Linked DNA regions of Mus musculus: regions 2 and 3 are each linked to region 1. A link is a loop called in an ENCODE intact Hi-C map of the cell type or tissue named here. Cell type or tissue: heart. All regions are shown on one strand.

Region 1 (8,000 bases):
CCTGGCCAACTGCAGTGTTGAGTGCGCAGACAGCAGCAGGTCCTGGGACACACGCAGCAGTTCCTTGTGCTGCCGCTGCTGCCGCCCGCTCTGCAGCAGCCGGTGCTGGAACAGCAAGTCCAGGCTGAAGGGTAGCAGGGCTAAGGGCTGTAGCAACAGCAGCAGCTCCTCGAAGAGGCCTGGGCACACCGTGTGTGCGGCCCGCAGGAAGCCCCAGGGCTGGTAGTGGGTCTGGATGATATCTAGGGAAAGAGAGGGAGACAGATTCACACTCACGAGTCTAATCTGGCCTGAGAGGGACACCAAGAAGCAACCCGGGCAGCCACTGCATGCATCCCCACAAGCTGTGGACATTGCTTTCGTTTGCACAAAGGCTGCTGCAGTGTGCTGTGCACACACCCCAAACAGCAGCTCTGGGTTTAGAAAGAAAGGCTGGGGTTCATGGCCACCCTAACTGCCAGATCCCCTAAGCCTGCTGCTGCTTCAAGGTTCCAAGTCAAGAAGACGCCCCAAACTCTGAGAATGAAAGTATGGATGGTCCTCCCCAACGTCCCGTACTGAGGTGGTTAAGGCAGAGCAGGCTGCGGATATTACCTTCATGGTTATACAGGTGATTAAACCAGAACTCCAGAGACCGGATGCTGCAGGAAGACAGAGCAAGAGTTTAGTGTTGTGGATACAGCCAGATGATGAGGGGATAGGTGCAGAAGAGCAGCTCCGGGGAGGAATACAGATGAACATCTATAGCGGGGGCTGCCTGGTGCACCCTGCCATGTCAACGGGGCTGCAGGGGGTGGGGTGAACACGGGATTCACAAGTCAGTCAATTCTTGGAATGGAGACAACTTGCATGGGAGTCAGGGTGACTACTGACTGAGGGGACAGGCTGCTGGGGACAAAGGGGACGGCCAGGCTGCCACCACTACCCCACACTCCTGGGACACGTGTTCTAAGGTGAGTATAGATCTCAAGTGGGATTCAGAAGCCAAGCTGGAGCTGAGACATCACCGTTTGCAGACACCGAACACTGAGAAACCCAGCTTCTTTCTAAACAGGCCAGGCCATGGCCTCTGAAGTGGAGGGGCCTGATGGTGGGAGGTGTCAGCGCCTGCCGAGAGGCTGCACCTCGGTGGGGTAAAGGCATCCCAAGGAGCAGACACCCCTCCGGTCTCCTTCCAGGCAGCCAGCCCCTGAGAGGAAGCAAAGCTATGGTGGGGCTGGCTGCTTACATCTTGCCATTCTGCACTCACTTGAGCAGGCCGAGGATGAAGGCGTTGAAGCGCATGGTGTGACTGGTGAGTTCTGGGAACTGGCTGACTTTGTTGTAGAGGCCATGCAAGACCTTGGTGGATGGGCCTGGGGAGAAGGCAGGTTTGGAGATCACATTTCTAACTTCTGGAACCCCAAATTCAGTCCGGAGTCCAGGGCTGCAATCTAGTACCTACCTAGCTGTGTGGAAGCCTCGACCACACTCCAAGGCATGTTTTTACGTTGGCCGATGATCACATCCAGTACGAAGGCCTTGAGTCCGTCCTCGAGCACGGCCTGGACTGCAGGGCACAAGTACTTCAGAACCAGGTGGCCGACATTGGGGCTCACAGAACTGTTGCCCAGCTTTGCCTGCGGATACATAGGGCAACCGTGAGAAGCCTCACCTTAGTCTGGCTTAGTCAGACCCTCTTGGATGTCCCCCGGCCATTTCTGTCCCCGAATTCCGTCCCCGAGAGCAGAGGGAGGTGACGGCCGAGTCTGCAGGGCATAGCTCAGCTCTTGATAGTGTCAGCATACCTTCACGCCAGGATCCCGGCTCGTGCCAAAATGGGCCACAATAAGGTCCACAGCGGTGTTGACAGCTTTTACCAGCCCTGTGAGGGAGAAGTGGCTGTCACAGGTCCCCTTGGGGAGATGCTAGCCCACCTGGTGGAGGCGGACACCTGAGTGGGGAAGAGGAAGTTGCCCCTCCCCACCGACGGTTCTCGTGGGTCTTTCCTTTTCCGGGGGTTGGCTGCTCTCTTCATGGACAGCTTTCCCTCTCTGACCTTTGCGTTTTGTTTGGCTCTACAAGCAACTCCGCCTTCTTGGCCAAGCTCCTGCCCCTTGGCCCACTTGGTTATTTACCCTGTAGTAGCTCCTGGACTACTGGTCACTAACCTACTGACCAGCATGCTCCTGCCAATTCTTGTCTTCTGTCACCCACATGCTTGCCCAGAGTCGCTCCAACTACAGCCTTCAATTAGAGTACTTGGGGGCTCTGTTTGCTTATGTGTATCCTTTAAAGATGGTCTCACTATGTAGCTCTGGCTGTCCTGGAACTGACTAGGTAGACCAAACTGGCCTGGCACTCAGAGATCTACCGGGTCTGCCTCCCAAGTGGTAGATTAAAGGTACACACTATCATGCCAGGCTCCAGGAAATATTTTTAAATTATGTACCAGCCTCTCTCATTGTACTTAATTTGGTGAGGGAAGGGCTGACGCCTGATTCTTAAGTTCCTGATACGTGGCCCTCATTCACTCAGACACTACACAAGCTTCAACTTCTTGCCCTAATGCTCATGGGCTCCTTATTGGTGTTTGGGGTTTTAAACACCCAAGTCTTCTGAAGGAGTTCCTAGCATGGTACCCGGCACCACAGGCTCGGATGGCAGGATCCCTGGACCAGGCTGGGTGTGGCCATGTACCTTTTTTCTGAAGTATGTCGATGGATATGGCCTCCGAGTTGCCATCGGGAGACAGACAGAACTCAGCGGGAGGCTTCTCGGTTAAGGAGAAGGGGTCCTGCAGGTCAGGACAGGTCAGCGACAGTGGCTTTGAAATCTGACCTAGAAAGAAGAAAAAAAGAAATCCCGAGAAGCTCTTGGCCAGGCCCTTCTCAGCTTGCTCTGAGTACAACCAGGGGACCTTGGTCACGTACCATTCAGCCGGCAATTCAGATGGCTGGTTGTGCCGAAAGAACCAGGGAACTCAAAGATGGGGTTCCTGCGGGCCAGCCGAGCTTCCGGTGGCCTTCGATCTAGGCTTCCTGACAAACCAGGTGGCCCTAATGGGTTCTTCCTCCTGTATTCCCGCCACTTGAGGGCCTGAGGGGACAGGTGGTTGGCTGGAAGTGGAAGCAGGAGAGAGAAAATAGTTAGAAGGAGCCAGTATTTCATGGCTACCAGGCGGCCGTGTAAAATGCTAGGGCTAGGCCAACATGTCAATCACCTCCAGCCACTGTGGACGTGACCCCCACTGAGAGCGTTAAGAACCCACCCAAAAGAGATGTAGGCTTGCTTGGAATGAAGCTCGTACCATTGTTGGGCCTGTTGGCCATGCTGCCCTCGCCACCTCCTCGAACCAGACTCTCTGCCCGGGTGAAGCCAGATCTCCAGGAGCCCAGAGGGGGTAAACTTCCTGTGCCATGAAGCCTGTACTCAGCCAAGGTCGGAATCTTCTGGTCCTCCTTCGGTGGCTGCTGGGATGTGGCAGGGCGCACAGTAGGAGGGCAGGTATGGCTCCATGGTGATACACTGTCGGCTGCTGTGCCCTGCTCTGGAGGCGGGGAGCAGGAGGTAGAGGCAGAGGAGTCGGTGCTAGACCCAAAGGGGCCGGCACTCCGGACTGGGGAGTAGCTTCCCAGGGGCGATGGCCGCGAGGTCTCTGGTTCAGGCCCAGCGTTTCTGGCGCCTCTGCCAGAGGCCTGCGATGTGAATGGCTGCGGCTCTCCTGAGGGAGCTGGGGCTGGGCCTTGAGCAGTAGAGATAACCAGCGGGGCGGGCTGCTGTGCGCGGCTGCAGGGCATAGAGAGGCTGTAGAGCTGGGAGAGGCTGTGCAGGGCCCGGGCCTTGGCCAGCTGCTTGGGGAAGTGATGTTGGAACACGAACGGCTGGATCGGTAGGGTGGTCGGCCTCTGTTCCTTGCTGTAGCGAAGGACGGGTCGGCTTTCGGTGCCACCCCCTGTAGCAACAGCGATGGAGAAGGACTGAATCAGAGAGACACTGAAACCCAAGCGGGAGGAAGAATCACAAGGATCGGTGATACCCAATGGGGATAATGGGCTAGCCTGGGCTACAGGCCCTGAACAGGGACAGGCAGGTTCCTCCTTTGCGGAGGGGACGCTGCTCCTCCCTGTAAGCCTGCCCTGCGCTTTTTATGACCGGGAATGCCTTCTGCCTCTCCACTTTCTCAACTCTGCAGGTGTCAAGGCATGTTTGGAGGCTCCGTGCTCACCTCACTGAGCAAGTGCTCCCTGGCAAAGGTAGCTGTGTTTCAGACTTTCACACAGATGGCTCCCAGGCCCACAGCATCTAGCTCCCCTTGACCATCCTGCTGTGGAAAGGGCTTTGCTTTCGTTTTAAACGAAAACAGCCTGGCTAGAAACATTGTTCCTAAACCGTGTCGCCGGAAGCTTCTACACTCTTTTCATCTACGGGCTCTGCGCGGGTTTTCCTGATACCTTCCATTTCTGTCAGAGTCAGTGCCAAGATGTCGCTGACTTCAAGTTCTCTCTACCCATCCACCACCCTGTCTCCACTCACACACTCCACTCCGATTTTGAGCAAATTCAGCAGTAAGACAAGTAAGTATTTACTTGTAGCCAAATCGGCCAAACTTCATTTTGTTTTTTGAGACAGGGTTTCTCTGTGTAGCCCTGGCTGTCCTGGAACTCACTTTGTAGCCCAGGCTGGCCTCGAACTTAGAAATCCACCTGCCTCTGCCTTCCAAGTGCTGGGATTAAAGGCGTGCGCCACCACTGCCCGGCTCCCTGTATGTGCTCCCAATCCTGATCTCTCCCATGATCCCCTCCTAAGAACTTCAAAATCTACCTCTGCTCTCTTTGAAGAGGGATATTTTCCAACTCTTGGGATTTTTTTCCCAGCCACGTTTCAGGTCAGTGTTCCTTAAATCACAGGTCCCAGAACTAAACTGAGGTCCAGAACAATGCAGGGTGCCACGGTATTTGTTAATGAACTGTTATCTCAATAAAACACCGTTCATGCTGCAGCTATCTAAATGAACACAAGGTGGCGCCACACACTCTTCTAGGGCCTAAAGCCCTGGGCGTGGCTCAACAAGAAGCAGGAGGAATTCATTTCTCCACAGATCAAGAAACTTATTTGTGTTTGTTTTTTGAGACAGAGTCTCATGTAGTTCAGAGTGACTTTGAACTTGCTGCGTGGCTAAGACTGCTCCTGCCACAGCTTCTAAGTGCTGGCTTTGTTACAAGTCTGAGCCACCTTGCTACACACAGATCAGGGAAATTTAAGTTAAGTTGTTGTCTCAAGTTAAGGTCACTCAGCTGGGAAATAGCAGAGCACAGAATGTTGCCCAAACCAGAGTCGGCTTCTGGGGCCAAAGTTCTTGACCACATCACATTACACACACAGTGATGTCAGGCTGGGTTTGCTGGGCCATCTTTCTTACTCACGTCATGGAGTCATGAGGGATGCGTACACAGGCTCATAGAGAAGTGTTCACTCATGCTCCCTGACATCCCCAGTTCTCAGAGGACAGCCTGTCTTCCTTGATGTGCTCAACACACCTCCACCACTCAGTCCTTAATCATACCTAGTCACTAACGCCCTGGGGCCTCGTCCCTGCTGTGATCTGCCTGAGATTTCATCAGTCCCTTCCTGCTCAGCCCTCTCACCCAGTTTCATTTCCTTTTTGTAAAGTGTCGGGAAGAATTTTCTAACGTGTTTGCTGCCTGTTACTCTTCACAGGATTTCCAGAAAAGTCGGGACCAAATCCTCTCAGTCGCTGTGTCTCTAGGGTCTGGGCGCATCTCAGGAACCGAACAGTTAAATGAACGACTCTCTACTTCTGATTCAGTCTAGTCTCCTCTGCCTCAAATCACCTTATATAAATCTGATTTTCTTGAAAAAATGAATTTATCTGTGGTTGTTGCTCAGAGAATAAAGATCACATGTGCTGTGTACCTGGGAAGCAGCCCCAGTTCCTGGGTTCCTTCTTACAAGGTAGCATCCAGAGTCCCAGGGGCAGCCAGTCAGTGCTCTGTGTTCAAAGGAAGGAAGCAACCCCCCACCCCCGCTGGAATCTACCTCTGGGCATGGATTTGGGAATGGTTGATGCACATTTTGCAATCTGTTATTCGCCCCAAATCAACTCAAGGACACTTTACAAATCGAATTTCACTCTGGCCTCGGTCTGATTAATTTTGCTCTATCAAGATTTGGCAAGATCCCTTTTCTCAACCGCCGACCCTGCTGCTCAGGTTCTCAGGAGGAGCCTCAGCTTCTTCCAGTCCTGTCCAAACTGGTTCTTCCTTGGCTATCCATAAATTCAACCAACTGTCAACTCATTTGTTGGCTTTAAAAAGAGTGCACAGGATCAGGGGAAAGAGGGTGACAGCGTCACTGGAGGCTGCCCTGACGGAGAAGTCCCACTGGGACTGGGGAGGAAGCGCTTCTGGTAGAGAGCCTGCCCAGTAAGGCAGTACTAAGCCCGGTCAGTCCGAAGGGCTGAGCGTACCCAGAGGTTCATTCCTGTAGTCCCAGCAGGAGGCAGAGGCAGCGGCCTCAAGGTCGTCCTTGGCTACACAGTTTGACGATAACCTGGGATTCATAAGACCCTGCTTCAAAATAGTTTAAAAAAAAAAGTAAACCTTATTTCGTGTGTGTGTATGGGAAGAGGCATGCGGAAATCATGGGTTAATTTTTTCCTTCCCCCATTTAGACTCTAGGATCAAAGAGCCTATTGGCAAACGCCTTTACTGGCTGAACCATCTCGCTGACCCAAGAAAAATGCTTACATTTTTAAAAATATCAAAAGCTCTTTAAATTTTTGAGTCTAGTGAAAACACTTCAGTGGCTGCTGGCTCTCTCCTCTGTCTCTTCCTCTTTCCTCTCCTTTTCTTTTGTTCCATTATCTTGGATATGTGGTGTCTCTGTGTGTGTACACACGTTTGCATGCATGTGAGTATTTGTGGAGGCCCCCAAGTTGATACTGAGACTCATCCTTGATCACCCATCTACCTCAGACCCAGAGCTCTTGGATCTGGTCAGTCTTTGTAGCATGCTCTGGGCATCCGTCTCTGTCTCCTGAGCCTGGAATTATGGGTAGGCTGCACAGCTACCAGGTATTGGTGGCATCTGCAGTTTCGAGGGTGGTGACTGTGATACCTGGCAAGGTGCTTTAATCACCAAGCCACCTCTCCAGACCCCCTTTAAAATATTTAAACATTTTGAGACAATATAGACCTGGCTGGTCTGGAACTTGCTATGTAGAACAAGCTGTCCTCAAAAATCACAAAAGTCTACCAGGCCTCTTTGCCTCATGAGTGCTGGGATTAAAGGTGTGTGCTACCGAGCCTGGCTGAAATATGTATTTTAATGATCATTGTGTGTGTGCACGTACAGGTGTGGGAGTCAGAGGACAACTGTGCAGGGTGGGTCCTGTCCTTTCATGTAAATTCTAAGGATTGAACTCAGGTCACCCAGCTGCGACCACAAGGGCCTCTACCCGCCGGGCCACCTCGCTGGTCCCATCTTAAACTTCGGATTGAATTTTCAGCCTTCGCTTCCTAAATGCTAGAATTACAGGTGAGCCCGACAAGCCCAGCTTCATCTCCAACCTTGAGGGTTGCTTTGCTCAGCCCTTAAGTCACACTATCCATCCCCTGGTTCTATTCCTGTTTACTTTGTAATTCCACACATTCTTCATGGATGACCACTTTTAACTACCCCTCCTCCCTCCCGCCCTCCCTGGCAGGGTCTCACTCTATAGCCCCGTCTGGGTGAGAGATCACCGAATAAGTAAGGCAGTGTGCTTAGAACCCACAGAGGCCCACTACTGCTCCTAACCCCGTGACCTCCCACTCTACAAGGCAGGCTCTCCTGTCGGAAGACACTTCTCCACACCTCCCACCCAACCCACCAAGGAGCTTTCTAAAGTGCAACTCAAAATGTGCCATTAAGCACACAGAAAACCAAACCAAACAATACCAACACAGCCACTCTCCTGATCAAAATCCTTCGGTGGTTCACCCCCACCGGCAAGGCTC
Region 2 (8,000 bases), 440 kb before region 1:
AATCTCACACAGTTAACCTTCTAAAGAAGTGAAGTATTCCCCCATTCCTCTCTGCTTAACTTGTGCAGTTCAGTAGTCCCAGGAGAGAGTTAAAAGCACCGAACACCTAGGACTGGGTTGTTGCTAGACAGTAGAATGCCTGCCTAGTGTGCTTGTGAGATCCTCGTTCTGTTCCCAGCACCACAAAAACAAACAAATGAATAAACAAACACCAGGGAAATGTTTATCAGGCCAGACTTCTCTTTCCTTCCACAAATCATGGAATTAAAAAATTTGACAGATAGAGCCTAGAATCTGAATGGTTAGGAACTTCTCTGGGGGTCCTGAGAGATATCTCAGTGGTTAAGAGGCGTTCCTCTTTGTGCCAGTTGCTTTTGATGTCAACTTGACAAAAGCTAGAGTCATCAGGGAGGAAGGAGCCTCATCTGGGGAAACGCTTCCTTAAGACTGGGCTGTAGGCAAACCTGTAGGGCATTTTCTTATATGTGATCGATGCCGGAGAGCCCAGCCTATTGTGGGGGGTGCCACTTGGAGGCTGGTGGTCCTGGGTGTTATCTCTCCAGCCCCTAAAGTAAGAAAACAGGCTGAGCAAGCTGGTAAGCAGCAGTCCTCCATGGCCTCTGAACCAGCTCCTGCCTCCAGGTTCCTGCCCTGCTTGAGTTCCTGTCCTGACTCCCCTCAATGACCAACCGGTGTATGGAAGCATAAACCAAATAGGCCTCCCCCTCCAACTTGCTTTCGGCCATGGAGCTTCATCCCAGCAATAGAAACCCTAACCAAGACAGCATCCAAGGAGCGTGTGTTTTTTGCAACGGTGGCCATGCACTTCTTTCTCTGCTGTATTTATGTCTTATCTTGTTCTTGGCTGTGTTTTATATCTATCTATTTGCCTTTGGCCGCATTTTAGAAGTACTTGAGATAAGAATGAGGGCAGTCAGAATAGCTTTAATGGGATCAACTAAGAGGAAGATTGTATAGGGGCTGAGATGCTGCTGGGTTGGTGGAGGGCTGCCCCTAGCATGCATGAAGTCCGGGTCTTAATCCCTAGCACTGCATAGACTGGGCCCAGTGGTACAACCCTGCAATCTCAACGTTTAGGAGGAGGCAGCAGGTAGATCAGACTTTCAAGGGACATCCCTGGCTACATAATGAATTTGAGTATAGCTTGTGATCATGAGGACACCCCCCCACACACACAATACCAATTAGATAAGAAATTAGAATTAATAAGTGAGTTGTTTATTTTATTTGAAAACCAATTTTTGATGTATAATTTGCAGGAAAAAAGTTCTGGAGCTGATGAGGTGCTCAGAGATTAGGAGCTCTGCTGCTCTTTCAGAGGATCTAGGTTCAGTTCTCAGCACCTACATGGTGGCTCACAACTGTCTGTAACTCCGTTTCCAGGGCATCTGACCCCTGAATCTTCTGGTCTCTGAGGGCAGTAAGGCACACATGTGGTGTGCAGACATACATGCAAGCAAAACACTCATGCATGCTTTATCTTTAAAAAAATTTTTTTTAGATTTATTGATTTCACGTGTGAATGTTTTGCTTTCATATAGGTATGTGAACATACACATGCCTGGCATCTGCAGAGGCCAGCAGAGGGCACTGAATCCCCTGGAACTGGAGTTACAGACTCTTGTGATAGACACTGGGTATCTAACCCTGGCCTTCTGCAGGAGCAACATGTACAGTTAACCACGGAGGCATTTCTACAGCCTCTAGACACGTTTTGCTTTGTTTTTGTTTGTTTGTTTTGTTTGTTTGTTTTTATCAAGACAGGGTTTCTCTGTATAGCCCGGGCTGTCATGGATCTCACTCTGTAGACCAGGGTGGCCTTGAACTCAGAAATCTACCTGCCTCTGCTTCCCAAGTGCTGGGATTAAAGGCTCGCACCACTACTGCCCGGCCACATTTTTTTTTTTTTAAAGTAAAAGTAAGCAGACTGTTTTAAGATGCAAATCTATGGGCCTTAAGAAATTAGTGTACAAAACCAAGATCAGAAGAGCCCCTGCTCCTCCACAAGGAGTCCTGTGTTCACATAGTCAGTTGGCCGTGGCTTCAGACAACAGTTGTGTTTTTGGCTGCTGCCTCTTAGTGTTGACTACTCCAGGATTCCAGTCATACGCTGGGCTTCTTTCTCTTAGTACACTATTTTTGAGAGAATCTCATTTTACAGCCTGTTTTGATAGTTTTGTCGGTTGTTTTGATAATTTTTCAGTTGTTTTGCTAGGTGTCGTTCCACTGCATGAACATTCAACTTACAAAAATTAGTGTGTGCCTGTGCGCGCGCATGTGTGTATGTTTGTGTGTGCATGTGTGTATGTGCATATATTTGTGTATGTGTGCATATGTGTATATATATGAATGTGGTGTATGTGTGGGTATATACATATATATGTGTGTGTGTATGTCATGGGAAATTCATACAAAAGCATGAAGACCACAAAAACTTGTAGGTTTTCCTTCTCGCTCATGTTGGTTCCAGGGATTGAATTCAGGTTGTCACGCTCTGCAGCAAGCGCCTTACCCCAACTAGTTTTTTGAGAAGGAATCTAACACTAGTCCAGGCTGGTTTCCAACTCATGATTCTCCCATCGTAGCTCAGCCACCCAGATGCTAGCCTTACAGAGTGCACAGCCATGCCCACCCTCTTCGGACATACCTACAGGTTATTTGGTTATTTTCAGCTCTGCCTGTTGTAACTAAGACTCTCTGGGCCTTTGTTCATGAGTACATGGAAGGACTTGCATGGTCATTTCTACCGAGTGAGCACTCATGTCTCAAAGTGCACTTGGAGTATTTTAATTTATGGAAGTGGCTGGGTGGTGACACTCGGAGGCCAATGCTATTGAAAGATAATTTTATGACTTAATTTTCCAAGAGGCGAACACCACACTACACACTGTCATTGGGGAGGAGCAAGGGAGCACTGAGGCTGGGTCAGGAGTCAGAAGCAGGAGTAGGGGAAATCACAAGGCTATATTATTAGGGCTTTTGTGGTCCATACAATGCAAAGTGGAACAAGCTAACGACTCAGGACTGACTCATGGACTAACATTTGGGAAGTGGCGTTGGGAAGCTCAGTAGTTCAAGGTCAACCTCAGCTACACAGCAAGTTTGAAGGCAGCCTAGGTCCATATGAGAGCCTGTCTTGAAAAATCCACAAACAAAACAAAACAAATACAAACAACATTAACAATAAAACCCCCTTTCCCTTCCAGAAAGCCTGTGGTGTAGTGTTAGTGTCTTAATACACCTAAGAGAAAAACAAAGGCTTTGTTTGAGGCAGAATTTCCTCACCCTCATGACTGAGCAGGGGAGCTACTGGACATCGTGATTTGAGAAACATAAACCAGTCTGGTCAGAGCATTATTATCTGGCAGTGTTGACATCAACTCCCCGTGTTGTAGTCGTGGTGAGTGCAGAGAAATAACAGCCACCTGGGCACTTAATAAATACAGAACATCTTTCCGAAATGTAAGAAAGGGACCCCAGGAGGCTGCGAACACAGTAAAGTCTGCATCTAGATATTTCAAGGCTTTGGGGCTCGACACTTGGTAAGGAACGTCCACTGTCCACCTAGGAGTGTCATTCCTGCCTCTCCACTCTGAGCGCTGCGGGAAGAGCATGGCGGGAACAGACTGGACGCTTACTAGAGATGTAGCATCTCACCCACTTTCGCTTCACTGAGACCAACTCTGCCTTTTCACGAGGTCCTCAGCATTTGAGGTGCTGCTAAAAACTTGCAGAATTCACGACCAGCAACTCTCAGAATGTCCACCAGATGGCAGGTTTGCAGCAGTCAAGCCGTAGCTGAAGCCGCCAGCCACCCATGGCACCTTATAATAGTCTGGGGATTGGTGTAAGAAGGTGTGAACTTGCCCTTGAACTTCTGGGAAACGCATGGGGGAGAGAGTGAAGAGGAAACCCTAATCAAAGAGTGGCAGGTGGCCCTCGCCAATTCTTCTCACCTGGTTGTTCTCCATAGTCTTCCCATGCATCATGTAGTGGGAGGAGTGGACACACATTCTTACAAAGAAACTGAAGAGAGGAGACTCAGCCAAGTGTCCAGCAGTAACAAAAGCCTTTAGCCAGACCTGGAGGGCAGGCGTCTGGCTGCAGGCCTGGCTGAAAGTGTCCGCACAGGGGCAGGCAGCCTGCCTGCCTTTCAGCTCCCAACCCACTCCATTTGGAACGGGTCCTACTCAGGGCCTGACTGAGCCTCTAAGGGAAGTGAGCATCAGCCTTAACCAGGAACACACAGGGCTGGCTCTGGTTGCTAAGGAATACTGTGAGCTCCCTGATAGCCTCTGAGCCTGTGGCCAGCATGGGCTGAGGCTCCCTGACTGCAACTTCCCCTCAGTTGGCTTTGTTTTCCTCTTTCAGCTCTAAAAACAGTCACTTGAACAAGTTCTGTGTGTGTCTGTTTCTGTGTCTCTTCTCTCACTCTCTCTCTTTCTGGTGTCCTGATTAAGAGCACATTTGGGTTTTATAGAGCTCTATAGAGGATGTTGGAGTCTGAACAATATATGCTCAGACTTCAAGAACTTAAGAACGTTTTGGGGGAAGGAAGCAACAGTTACATTTCTCATCCCATTGTTAGCCATTAGCAGGGATGCTAATTAGAATCATCAACGTGCAAACCTTACTACAGTTCCTTAGACTAGAAAGAGAAGGACCACACAGTGCAGCGAGGCTGAGGAGATTGCCAAGGAACACAAAATCAGCACTTCCTGCTTTATTCACTATGGTGATGTGTTAAAGAAAAGGTGGTGTGAATATGTATACACACCCTGCAGAACATTGAAGCCCTGTCATTTGGGACAAAGTGGTTGAACTCAGAGGGCAGACGAGCTGTAAGTCTCGGGCCTGCAGGGAAGTTAGCTGTGTGCTCAGGTGCCGTACGATGGAGAGGAAAGCCATCTTGCTGGTCCCTGAGCACACACGGCCGTGCGCAAATCTCCAGACCTAAGTCTTGGATACCCAAAAAAGGTACGCCTGTGATGCCCAGCAGCTGCATCCCAGGAGCCTGCTGTGCCCAAGTGTCTGGCTCTCTGCCGGCTCTCCAGGGGCTGTGCAGGATGGTGAGTGTTGGTGGCCCAAAACAAACACACCAGACCGGGAGTCTTGTCAAAGCAGGAACTAGTTTTATTGTATCAGTCTTTTGTTTATACAGGGTTGAGGAAGGAGGTGGGGATTTTTGGTGAGGTAAGATGATGTAAGGGGTAGGGAAGGGTGACAGTGTGGGATGACTGACAGGGCCAATAAAGTTATTCTACACCATTGGTAGCTTGGCAAAGGCAGGCTTAAGCAGGTCTTGCTGAGTCACTCCAGTATGGAAGTGAGCAAGGTAGGTCTCTAAACTCGAGCAGAGGCTCAGGTTTCCTCACTAGGCCTCAGAATCTGGCCGAATAAGGCCCAACACCTGAGATGGTAGCAGAGTTTCCATTCTTGTAGAATGCTGACAGTTCCCCTTGGGAGGCAGAGGCAGGGATCTCTGAGTACAAGGCCAGTGTGGTGGTTTGTATATGCTTGGCCCAGGGAGTGGCACTATTAAGAGGTGCGCATGTTGGAGTAGGTGTGTCACTGTGGATGGGGCTTTAAGACCCTCATCCTAGCTGCCTGGAAGTCAGTCTTCCACTAGAAGATTTCAGATGAAGATGTAGAACTCTCAGCTCCTTCTGCACCATGCTTACCTGGATACTGCCATGTTCCTGCCTTGATGATAACGGACTGAACCTCTGACTCTGTAAGCCAGCACCAATTAAATGTTGTCTTTATAAGACTTGCCTTGGTCATGGTGTCTGTTCACAGCAGTAAAACCCTAATTAAGACAGACAGCCTGGTCCACAGAGCAAGTCTTGAAAGAGAGAGAGAGAGAGAGAGACAGAGAGAGAGAGAGAGAGAACTCACAGTGGAGTGATATTTCTTCTGAGTAGTTCTCCAAGGGAAACAAAACAAACAAACAAACAAACAAACAAACAAACAAACAGGAGTAAAAAAAGTCAAAGCACCAGAGGGTTTAAAGGCATATTTAGGCTCCCACCAGTATCCAAAAGAAAAGGTCAGAAGAGAAGAAAAGAGGAATATTCTTGCTTGAGTCAGGACTCAGAGCAGGCAGACCCAGCCAGTCGTGCTCCTAGGGTCTGCACTAGGAGGTGGTGTGAACTTAGGAGAAGAAAGTCCACTACAGAGGTGAGCCTGCCTTCCTAGAACACACCCCTGGCTGGATTTACTCTTAAGGGAGGAGGCGAATGCATGTCTCCACCCAGAGGTGAACTCCATTCTTTACTATAACACACTTAACAAATACAATTTCCACAACTCAGTTAAGCCAGGAAAAAGGAGCTATTTTCAAGACTTTGTCTTAACACAGCAAGTCAGATTCTCTGGAGCTTGCAAAAGAGGTGGGAATGAGACAGAGCAAAAAACTGCAGATTCACCAGCAAAGAGCCCCAGACTTCCCACTTCCCTCAACCTCTCTTCTGAATTATGACCACTTTCCTCGCCTTGGTAGAGGCTCTGGCCCACCTCTCTGTGGTGGGCTGGTTAGGACTCTGCTAGTTCAAAAAACACTAAAAGCAGGGTCCTCATCTTACAGATTACCCCGTGCATGCTGGGCACAGTGGTACATGCCTTGGGAGGCAGAAACAGATGGATCTCTGTAAGTCCAAGGCCAGCCTGGTCTACACAGAGAGTTCTAAGACAGCCAGGGCTATTTAGGGGAACCCTGACTCAAAAAAATTTTTTCCCTGAGCTTTAATGTGGCTCACTCCTGGAATCCTAACACTTGGGAAACTGAGGCAGGAGGACGGTGCCTGCTTGGACTATGCAGTGAGATCCAGGTCAGGAAGGAAGCTCTGGTAGATTCCCTGTCCAAAGACAACGACAATTTCCATACAGCTTAGCTTTCTCTTTCCTGTCTCCCCCTGGAAAGTCCACACAAAACCCTCATCTATTTTAGTGTCTCATGAACTGACCAGAACCTCTGCTACGGTCTGGATTGGGCACAGCAGACTCCTGGGGTCTGGCATACATTTCGAGTGTCCACGGCATAGGCCTGGGGGTTTGCTGACAGGCATGAATGCTCAGGGACAGCAAACGGTCTCAGTGGGTGAAGGTGCTTGCCACGAAAGCCTAACCCTGGAGCCCTGAGTTGGATCTGCAGAACCCACTTTAAAATGCAAGGAGAGAACCAATTCCACGAAGATGTTCTCAGACCACTTCAGGTTTGTCATGGCATGTGCGTGCACACCCAATAATAACAATAACTTGTAAAAATGAAGAAGAAGTTTGTGCTTAGATATAATTGCTGCCTCCTGGATATGACATAGACTACATGTGATAAACCCATGGGGTGAGGAATTGTGCAGGCATCAGGTCATGGATGCCTTAGGGACTGTTGGAAGTTGGCTTTTGCATAGTCCCATTTCCCCAGCCCTGGATCCACACCAAGTGTCTCTATTTCTATAATGAAATACTTGAGGCTGAGAGCTTTATAAAGAGGTTCGCTGAGCTCATGGTTTTAGGTCCCCTCTCCTCCTTTTCTCCTCTTTTCTTTTTTCTATTTTGAGAGACAGGATCTCACACTGTAGCCCAGGATAGCCAAACACTGACTACGTAGTCCAGGTTAGCCTCACATTTATGGCCATCCTTTAGCCTCTGTCTTTCCAGTGCTTGGCTCACAGGCACAAGCCGTCCTATCTGCCTTTCCTTGCTCCTTTATGGGTGTAGTTCCTTTTGGTTCTTGGAGACAAGGTCACTAACTTGCTACGTATCGGGCAGTGGCCTTCAATTGCTGATCCTCCTGCTTCTTCCTCCTGAGTCCTGGGCTTGTAGGTGTGTTCCGCCACACCCTGCTTTTCAAATAGAGTTTTTAGGCTACCATACGAATGATGGCTTTCATCATGGTCTCCTCAGTCCTATAGGTGTGCCATTATATTTTGCTCTCATGGGTTCCCCTCCCCAGTTCCTCAGGCATCTCGTTTCTCCAT
Region 3 (8,000 bases), 70 kb before region 1:
TAAACCTTCAGTGGTTGTTCCCCATTTACTGCTGGACCCTTTGTCACCGTCTTGTGCCACCTTCTCCTCAGCCCCTGCTCCACCTCCCAGGAAGGAGCTAGGTTCCGTGTTTCTGGGCTCCAGGTTATGGGCTCTTCCCAGGCCTGACTGTTTCCAGCTTCTTGGTCTTCTTTCCCCAGGTCCTCAGTAAAGGGTATGCTGGCCTCTGTGAAGGAGAGACCAACTTGCTCTAGTTTCACAGCCATGGCTCTCCAGCCATAGAAACCTCCCAACCTTTTACCTGGTTCTGGAACTTCCACTCCTGTGCCAGGCTGGCAGTCTTGTAGAAGGTGGTGGATGGTCTTTAGTTTTGTGTCTAGAAGTTCCCTCTGGGTTCCAACCAAAGTCGTCACCCTGTAGAAATACCCACTCAGGGGGCTGCCCAGTCTGTCTCCTTGGCTCCCACCTCACCCACCCCACAAATTCTCACTGTTCAAAAAGGGGATCCAGCTGTGTCATCAGGTGGTTCAGGTGCTGCTCCGTCTGGGCCAGCTGTTGTGTCAGCTGCACCAGCTGTTGCTCTGGGAGTGAGGGAAAGGGCATGGTTACTCCTGCAGTCCCCTGATCTACTCCATCGCCAGAAACCACCACTAAATGCTCAACCCACCTGACTGCGAGGATTTCTTCTTGTTTTTTTCCTCTCTGAGAACAGCAGCCTCATCTGGGCCCTGTTGTGGAAGCAGATAAAGACAAGGCTGCAGCAAAGGCCCCAGCACCTCAGAGCCAGTGAAGAGAGGAGCCATAGAGAAAGCTCTGGGCATCCACCTCAGAGAATCCCAGTTGTCTCTAGTCCAGCTGCTTACCCAGAACATGAAGTGAAACGTCAGGATGCCCACACATGGCCAGACTGCTAAAGCACTCCTGGGAATGTGAAACTCTCCAGTAGGGACGGGAAGATTGCTCTTACCCCAGCCTTCTTATTTAGCATCCCTATACCTCGCTGCCTTTGAGGTAGAGTCTTGCTAAATTGTCCAGATGGGCCTTGCACTTACAATCCTCCCTCATAGTAGTTGGAATAATAGGACTGTGTCACCAGTTCCTGTACCCTCAGTCTTTGCTGGTGAAAAAAAAAATCTCCAATCTGTTCAATTCACATTATCCCATTACAGATTAAAAATCTAAAACAAAACAAAACAAAAAACCCAACAACAAAAAGTCTATATAGTGCTCTTTGCTCTAAAAGGCAGTGCCCTATGGTTTATTTTTAGGATACAATTCTCCCAGTGCTCTGATAGGTAGATAAAGCACAAGCCTCCTTCAGAACCTTTAATTGGAAAGTGGGTTATCATAACACCGTGAAACTGTCAGCCGCCATGCCTACCTCTCTTCCACGGGTCCCGCTCCTCTTCTCAACTGCTTATGTATTCTTCTCCATGCATAAGACAGAAATACTGGTCTCGAACTCACAAGAGCTGTTCCTGCCTCTGTCTCCCCTGAATGCTGGGATTAAAGGCGTCTAACACTACGCCTGGGTAGAATTTATTAATCTATCTTTAAACTCCAATCTTCATCCTAGCCTGTCAAGTCTGCCTGGCTCTTTAATCTCATCTAGTTTTATGTTACTAATTAGTTCAGCCTCTATTCCCCTGTGCAAGTAATTGACCAGAGTTGAAGATAAAGCACTGGGTGGTAGGTTCCACTTTCCATGTCAACAGTTTCAAAGTAATCAGAATGTACAGTCAGTTCACATTTCAGGGTTTCCTTCCTAAGGAGAGCACGAAACGGCTTGGTGTCTGGTCCACTAGACACTCTGTTGCTGCCGCGATTAACTCCTTGGGCCAAGGTTGGAGCCTCAGCAGCAACTTCTTTTTTTGCATACTGACACTAGTTGGGTTAAAACCCCACTTACATCAGACACTAAGTGGATGAGCTCCAGATTGAAAATCGATCGTCACTGGAGAGAGGAGTAAAAGTAACGGTTTCTACAATTTCTCAGCCCCCTACATCCATTATCTCTCTGGATCCTCGAATGCCCCAATAATGTGGAAAAACCAAGGAACGAGCCTTCATTTTACAGGTAGCCGGGAAGCGGTTGTTCTTGGTACTGTAGCGGCCCCAGGAGATTAAGGCCCAGGGCTCCCACAACCCACCGCCATACCGCACCTGCAAACACTTGAACAGCACAAAAGCCACGACGGCCGCGGTGTACAGAGCGCCCAAAGACAGCGATCCGGCCCGGGCTCGCTCGCGCTGATCCTTGGGTGGCGGCTGCCGCCGAGGTTCGGTGGTTCCCGGACTGACCTGGGAGCCCCGTTCTGTGGATTAAAGCCATCGGTCAGTTTCTACTAGGCAGTCCCAGCCTCCCTCCAGCAGCTCTCGCAGGTACCTGGGTGTGCCCCCAGATCGGCGCTGGGGCGCTCCCCAAGGACTCCAAAAGGCGCAGACACAAGCAGCAGCCCCAGAATACTCAACACGGGGCCAGCGCCCTCCATGCCTGGCCCACCAGAATCGCACGCCGGGTACCCCGCGTTCCAGCGCTGGGCCTCCGGCCGTAGTGCGCACGCGCAGGAGACCACGCCTACATCGGGGGGGCTGAGTCCCTTAAGGCGGCCACGCCCATCTCAGGATGGGTTTAAGCAATATTTGCATAAACCACGCCCACCTAGCGTTCCTACATTAATTAATGACCTATCTATTTATAGCTTTCTTAAACAATTATGTCTCCAGAATCTTTCAGGATAAAGTATCATGCCTAAAACAATGGCTCATTGTTTTTCTACCTAGAGAGACCAATTTTCTCACCATAACCAAAAAATTAAGCCTGTTGTAGAGTCATAAATTAGTCGCGCCTAGAAGCTAAGGCAGCTCGCTCTGAAGGCCTGTTTCCTAGGCTACATACGAGGGACATGTTCCTTATCCTTTCGCCTAGGGGAAAGTCCCCGGACCACGGGCAGAGAGTGCCGCGTGCACACGCGCGTAGACTTCCCCCGCAAGTCACTGTTAGCCCGCCAAGAAGCGACCCCTCCGGGGCGAGCTGAGCGGCGTGCAGCGGGGCGTCATCCGTCAGCTCACATAGTGACGCAGGCAGTGCGACCTGGCTCGCACCAACCACACGGGGCTCATTCTCAGCGCGGCTACACTTTTATTTATTTATTTTTGTTTGTTTGTATTTTGGTTTTTTGACAGGGTTTCTCTGTGTAGCCCTGGCTGTCCTGGCACTCACTTTGTAGACCAGGCTGGCCTCGAACTCAGAAATCCTCCTGCCTCTGCCTCCCGAGTGCTGGGATTAAAGGCGTGCGCCACCACGCCCGGCCACTTTTATTTCTATACAACCTTCAGAGCCAGATGTGAATGTACTAATTAGGAAATCAAGGTCACCCTTTCCTAAGAAAAGAAGAAAGAAAACGGAGACAAATCTGAATTCCTAATTTATTCTTTAATAGCTGTAATTCTTTTTTTAGACTGCTAGTCCAAAGAGAGCAAGACTGTGGGTTTTGCTTTTTTGTTTTTTTCCATTTTACTGTCCGAGCCTAGTCACTTGTTGCTAGGGGAACTTGAGGAAGTGAATGAAATTAATGAATGAATGTTCACAGCGACTCAAAAGGCAAATATACAACTAGGTCCTTCTGGGTCTCATGTAACCTGGGCTGGCTTCATTCTCATGTAGCTGGAGCTGGCCTAGAACTCCTAACCCTCCTGCTTCCATTTCTCAAATGCTGGGATTATGTAGTAGCAAGCACATAAGATTCACAGAGCTGCCAGATGTGGCACCACACTCCTTTAATCCCAGCAGTGGGGAGACAAAAGCAGACAGATCTCTATGAGTTCAAGGCCTGGTCTACATAGTGAGACCCTCTCTCAAAACCGAACAAAAGGAATGAAGACTGAAGTGTGGACACTATGCCCCTCCTTAGATTTGGGAACAAAACACCCATGGAAGGAGTTACAGAGACAAAGTTTGGAGCTGAGATGAAAGGATGGACCATGTAGAGACTGCCATATCCAGGGATCCACCCCATAATCAGCATCCAAACGCTGACACCATTGCATACACTAGCAAGATTTTATTGAAAGGACCCAGATGTAGCTGTCTCTTGTGAGACTATGCCGGGGCCTAGCAAACACAGAAGTGGATGCTCACAGTCAGCTAATGGATGGATCATAGGGCTCCCAATGGAGGAGCTAGAGAAAGTAGCCAAGGAGCTAAAGGGATCTGCAACCCTATAGGTGGAACAACATTATGAACTAACCAGTACCCCGGAGCTCTTGACTCTAGCTGCATATATATCAAAAGATGGCCTAGTCGGCCATCACTGGAAAGAGAGGCCCATTGGACTTGCAAACTTTATATGCCCCAGTACAGGGGAACACCAGGGCCAAAAAGGGGGAGTGGGTGGGCAGGGGAGTGGGGGTGGGTGGATATGGGGGACTTTTGGTATAGCATTGGAAATGTAAATGAGCTAAATACCTAATAAAAAATGGAAAAAAAAAAAAAGAAAAGAAAACAAAAACAAAAACAAAAAAAAAAAAAAAAACGAACAAAAGACCAAGACAGGGTGTTACATTGTCTGCTCTAAGCTGTGTTGTTTGAGACAGTCTCAGTAGCCCAAGATCCTTCTGAGATAATCTCTGGAGTGCTGGGGTTGCTAGAGATGCAGCCAGCATGTACCTCTCTCCCTGTTATCTTTTACCTCTGCTACATCTTCAGAGGGCCATCTTCAGATCAATAGCTCTCGGAATGAAGAAACACGTTCCATTTGCATCTCGGTCTCCAGGACTTGGCAATCACCAGGCATGAGGCACACGAGTGTTAAATAAATGAATAAACCATGAGAGTCTTATCTTGTTTTCCCAGAGAGGGGGGCATAAGGACAGGGCAGGGCAGGGCAGGGCAACAGGAGTTGTTAAAGTCTGATTGCTCCAAGGCAGCTTGGATGGGAAAGAAGAGAGGTACAAACCTGGAGTGGCTGCCAGCTGGCATAGTGTGTGTAGATAAATTCAGGTTCATTCTAATGGGACAAATGACTCACTGATGGCTGGCTTTTTGTTTTGGGAGTTTTGAGTCAGGTAGTCCAGGTTGACCTCAGAACTCTTTGTGTATATGGTCAAGTACGCTCTAGAACTTCTGAAACGCCTGCTTTTTCTTCCTGTACACTGGGACTCTAAGTGTGTGCCACCAAACCTGGTCTCCAGAATAAGGTTTTGTTGTTTCATTTTGATGGTACGGGGTCGGGGTGTGTAGGCTCCCCCAGCCTGAAGCGGGTTGGTACAAATCTTGTCACCATTGAGGTGGGGCCACCTGTGGTGCAGCTTTCCACCCCCTTATAAACACGGTTTCTTAATAAACTCATGGGCCTTGATCAAAACCTTTGTCTTGGCTCCATTATTTCTCTCGACCATCTAGTTTCTCTCTTTTCAGCCCCAGCCTGCCTCCCAAGAGTACCCCAGTTCTTATAAGCCTCAGGCCAGCTTACTACAGAGGTGCTTCTAGCCATGTCCTCACACATGCCAGGCAAGTAGTCTACCACTTCACTATAGCCCCCAGCTGCTTGTTTTTAGTTTTAGTTGGAGATAGGATCTCATTCTTTAGTCCAGGCTGGATCCTAACACATAATCCTCCCGCCTTAGCATTCTGACTTGTGTCACACTGTCTGGTTCAGATTGCTACTTAGAGAACACTTGCTCATTATTGCCAGATCTCCTCACCCTCAAAGAATCAGCCAGTTGAGATTTTTAAGAACTGTCAGGGTACAGTAGCACGTGGTTTTTTTAATCCCAGCACTCGGGAGGCAGAGGCAGGTGAATCTCTGTGAGTTTGAGGCCAGCCTGGTCCACTGAGTGAATTCCAGAGCTGCACAGAGAAAGCCTGTCTCAAAACTTAAAATAAAATAAAATTTGAGAATTTTATTTATTCATCTTTAAAATTTAGTCTTCTCTCACACACTACATCCTGACTGCAGTCTCCCCTCCCCCACTTCTCCCATCCCCATCACCTCCATTTCCCTTCAGAAAAGAGCAGACCTCCTAGGGATATCAACCAAATACAGCATAACAAGTTACAATAAGACCAGGCGCACACCCTCATATCAAGGCTGGGTGAGGCAACAGTAAGAGGAAAAGGGCCCCAAGAGCGGGCAGAGGAGTCAGAGACACCCCCACTCCTGCTGTTAGGAGCCCACAAAACCACCAAGCTAGCAGCCATAGCATGTATGTAGAGGATCTAGCACACATCCATGCAGGTTCTGTGATTTCCCATCAGTCTCTGTGAGGCCCTATGAGACCGGCTTAGATGATTCTGTGGGCTGTGTTTGGTTTTGTTTGTTTTGTTTTGTTTTGTTTTGTTTTGTTTTGTTTTGTTTTGTTTTTCGAGATAGGGTTTCTCTGTGTAGCCCTGACTGTCCTGGAACTCACTCTGTAGACCAGGCTGGCCTTGAACTCAGAAATCTACCTGCCTCTGCCTCCCAAGTGCTGGGATTAAAGACGTGCACCACCACTGCCCAGCGGGCTGTATTCTTCTTGTGTACTGGACCCCTCTGGCTTATACAATTCTTCCCTGTCTTCCTCAGGGGTTCCCTGAGCTCCAAGGGGAGGGACTGGACAGAGAGCTCCAGTTTGGACTCTCTCTGCCTAATGTTTGGCTGTGGATCTCTGCATCTGCTCCCATCAGCTGCCCCCACCTCCTACCCCCATATCCTAGGTCTCTGGGCTATCCAGCCTCTAGTTCCTGATCATCCAGGCAGTGTGGGGCACGGGCTCCCTCTCATGAGAGTGTCTCAGTTTAGATCAGATACGGTTGGCCACTCTCACAAAGTCTGTGCTTCCATCTTCCCTACTCCTGCACATCTTGCAGGCGGGGTAGATTGTAGGTCAAAGGTTTTGTGGTTGGGTTGGTGTCAGTCCTTGCACTGGAAACCTTGCCTGGTTTCAGAAGATAGCTGGTTCAGGGTCTGTGTCCTCCATTACTAGGAGTCCTCATAGGGTCTCCCTCTTAGATTCCTGGTTCTACTGCACCAGGTTTCCACAACCTCTCACCTCAGCCCCAATGCCAGTCTGTTTCCACATTCTCTCTCTCCAACACCCCGACTCAATTCCCCCTGTTCCCAAGCCCACCTGCCTGAGCCCACCTGTAAAATTAACAGTAGAAGATAGTGACTTGGCTCATGGCTCTGAAGAATGGGAATTCCAAGAACATGGTGTCATCATCTGGCAGGGACATCTCACAGCTCTATTACATGCTGGAGAGCAAGAACACAGGAAACGAGATGGAGACACACAGGATGGGTCTGTCCTTTCATGGAGAGCCCATCCTCAGATGACAGCATCAGGATATTCGATAGAGCCAATCGTCCCCATCTCCTCTCAAGCAATAGCAGTTTAAATGGCATGGGCTCATAGTGTGGGTCTCAGGTTGGACCAGTCATTGGTTGGCCACTCCCACAAGTTCTGTGCCATCTTTACCCTAACACATCTTACAGGCCGGACAGATTGTAGGTTAAAGGCTTTGTGGCTGGGTTGGTGTTCCAGGTGCACCACTGGAAGCCTTGTTTACAGAAGATGGCTGGTTCAGGCTCTGTATCCTCCATTAATAGGAGTCCTCACTAGAGTCCACCTCGTGGGTTCCAGGGAGTTTCCATTGTCCTGGGTTCCTACCTCGCCCTGAAGTCCCCAATTCTGGTCGCCTCTCTCAGTATTCTCTCTCTCCACTCCTCCCCCACCTGATCCCTCCTGTTCCTGTCACACCCACCCTCTTCCCAGGGAGACCCATGTACCCCCCCCCCACACACACACTTAGAGCCCTCCTTATTACTTAGCCTCTCTAGGTCTGTGGATTATAGCCTGGTTATCATTTACTTAACAGCTAGTATCCACATATATTTATTTCTATGTTTGTCTGTCTTTCTGGGTGTGGGCTACCTTACTCAGGATGATTTTTTTTTCTAGTTCCATCCATTTGCCATTTGCCTTCAAATTTCATGATTTTTCTTCTTTTTAAAAAAGATTATTTATTTATTTTATGTGAG

What was found. A loop is a pair of places that touch in the nucleus more often than their neighbours do. Peaks named below come from ENCODE experiments on the same cell type or tissue, not always from the same donor. Only the 100,000 strongest peaks of a DNase experiment are listed, where the experiment ranks them.
Region 2: a loop joins it to region 1, with 2.3 times the contacts of the local background. A loop is called at or near these places in 5 of 42 quality-filtered maps.
Region 3: a loop joins it to region 1, with 14 times the contacts of the local background. A loop is called at or near these places in 13 of 42 quality-filtered maps.

Annotation. Positions count from the first base shown.
Region 1 is chr4:43,417,539-43,425,538 of GRCm38, reverse strand. Rusc2 (RUN and SH3 domain containing 2) reads right to left here. Exons shown (of 12, transcript NM_199057.3): 3 at 3,290-3,934; 4 at 2,913-3,098; 5 at 2,680-2,820; 6 at 1,788-1,864; 7 at 1,445-1,619; 8 at 1,250-1,355; 9 at 595-641; 10 at 1-242. Among named protein-coding and RNA genes, the nearest start is that of Fam166b, 7.6 kb to the left of the region's middle. In heart, CTCF peaks have their summits at 4,998 (motif pointing right) and 6,484; DNase peaks (open chromatin) are centred at 1,988, 3,498, 4,998, 6,418 and 1 weaker place; H3K4me3 peaks cover 348 bases; H3K27ac peaks cover 566 bases; H3K27me3 peaks cover 2,753 bases.
Region 2 is chr4:43,857,130-43,865,129 of GRCm38, reverse strand. No RefSeq gene overlaps it. Among named protein-coding and RNA genes, the nearest start is that of Olfr155, 6.8 kb to the right of the region's middle. In heart, a CTCF peak has its summit at 3,787 (motif pointing right); no DNase peak of the experiment used is centred here; H3K27ac peaks cover 480 bases.
Region 3 is chr4:43,487,902-43,495,901 of GRCm38, reverse strand. It overlaps Ccdc107 (coiled-coil domain containing 107), which reads right to left and starts at 2,537. Exons shown (of 6, transcript NM_001037913.2): 1 at 2,366-2,537; 2 at 2,143-2,294; 3 at 647-707; 4 at 470-560; 5 at 281-393; 6 at 1-205. The coding sequence starts at 2,471. It also overlaps Rmrp. In heart, CTCF peaks have their summits at 2,445 and 3,060; DNase peaks (open chromatin) are centred at 2,541, 2,951 and 4,951; H3K4me3 peaks cover 2,381 bases; H3K27ac peaks cover 3,157 bases.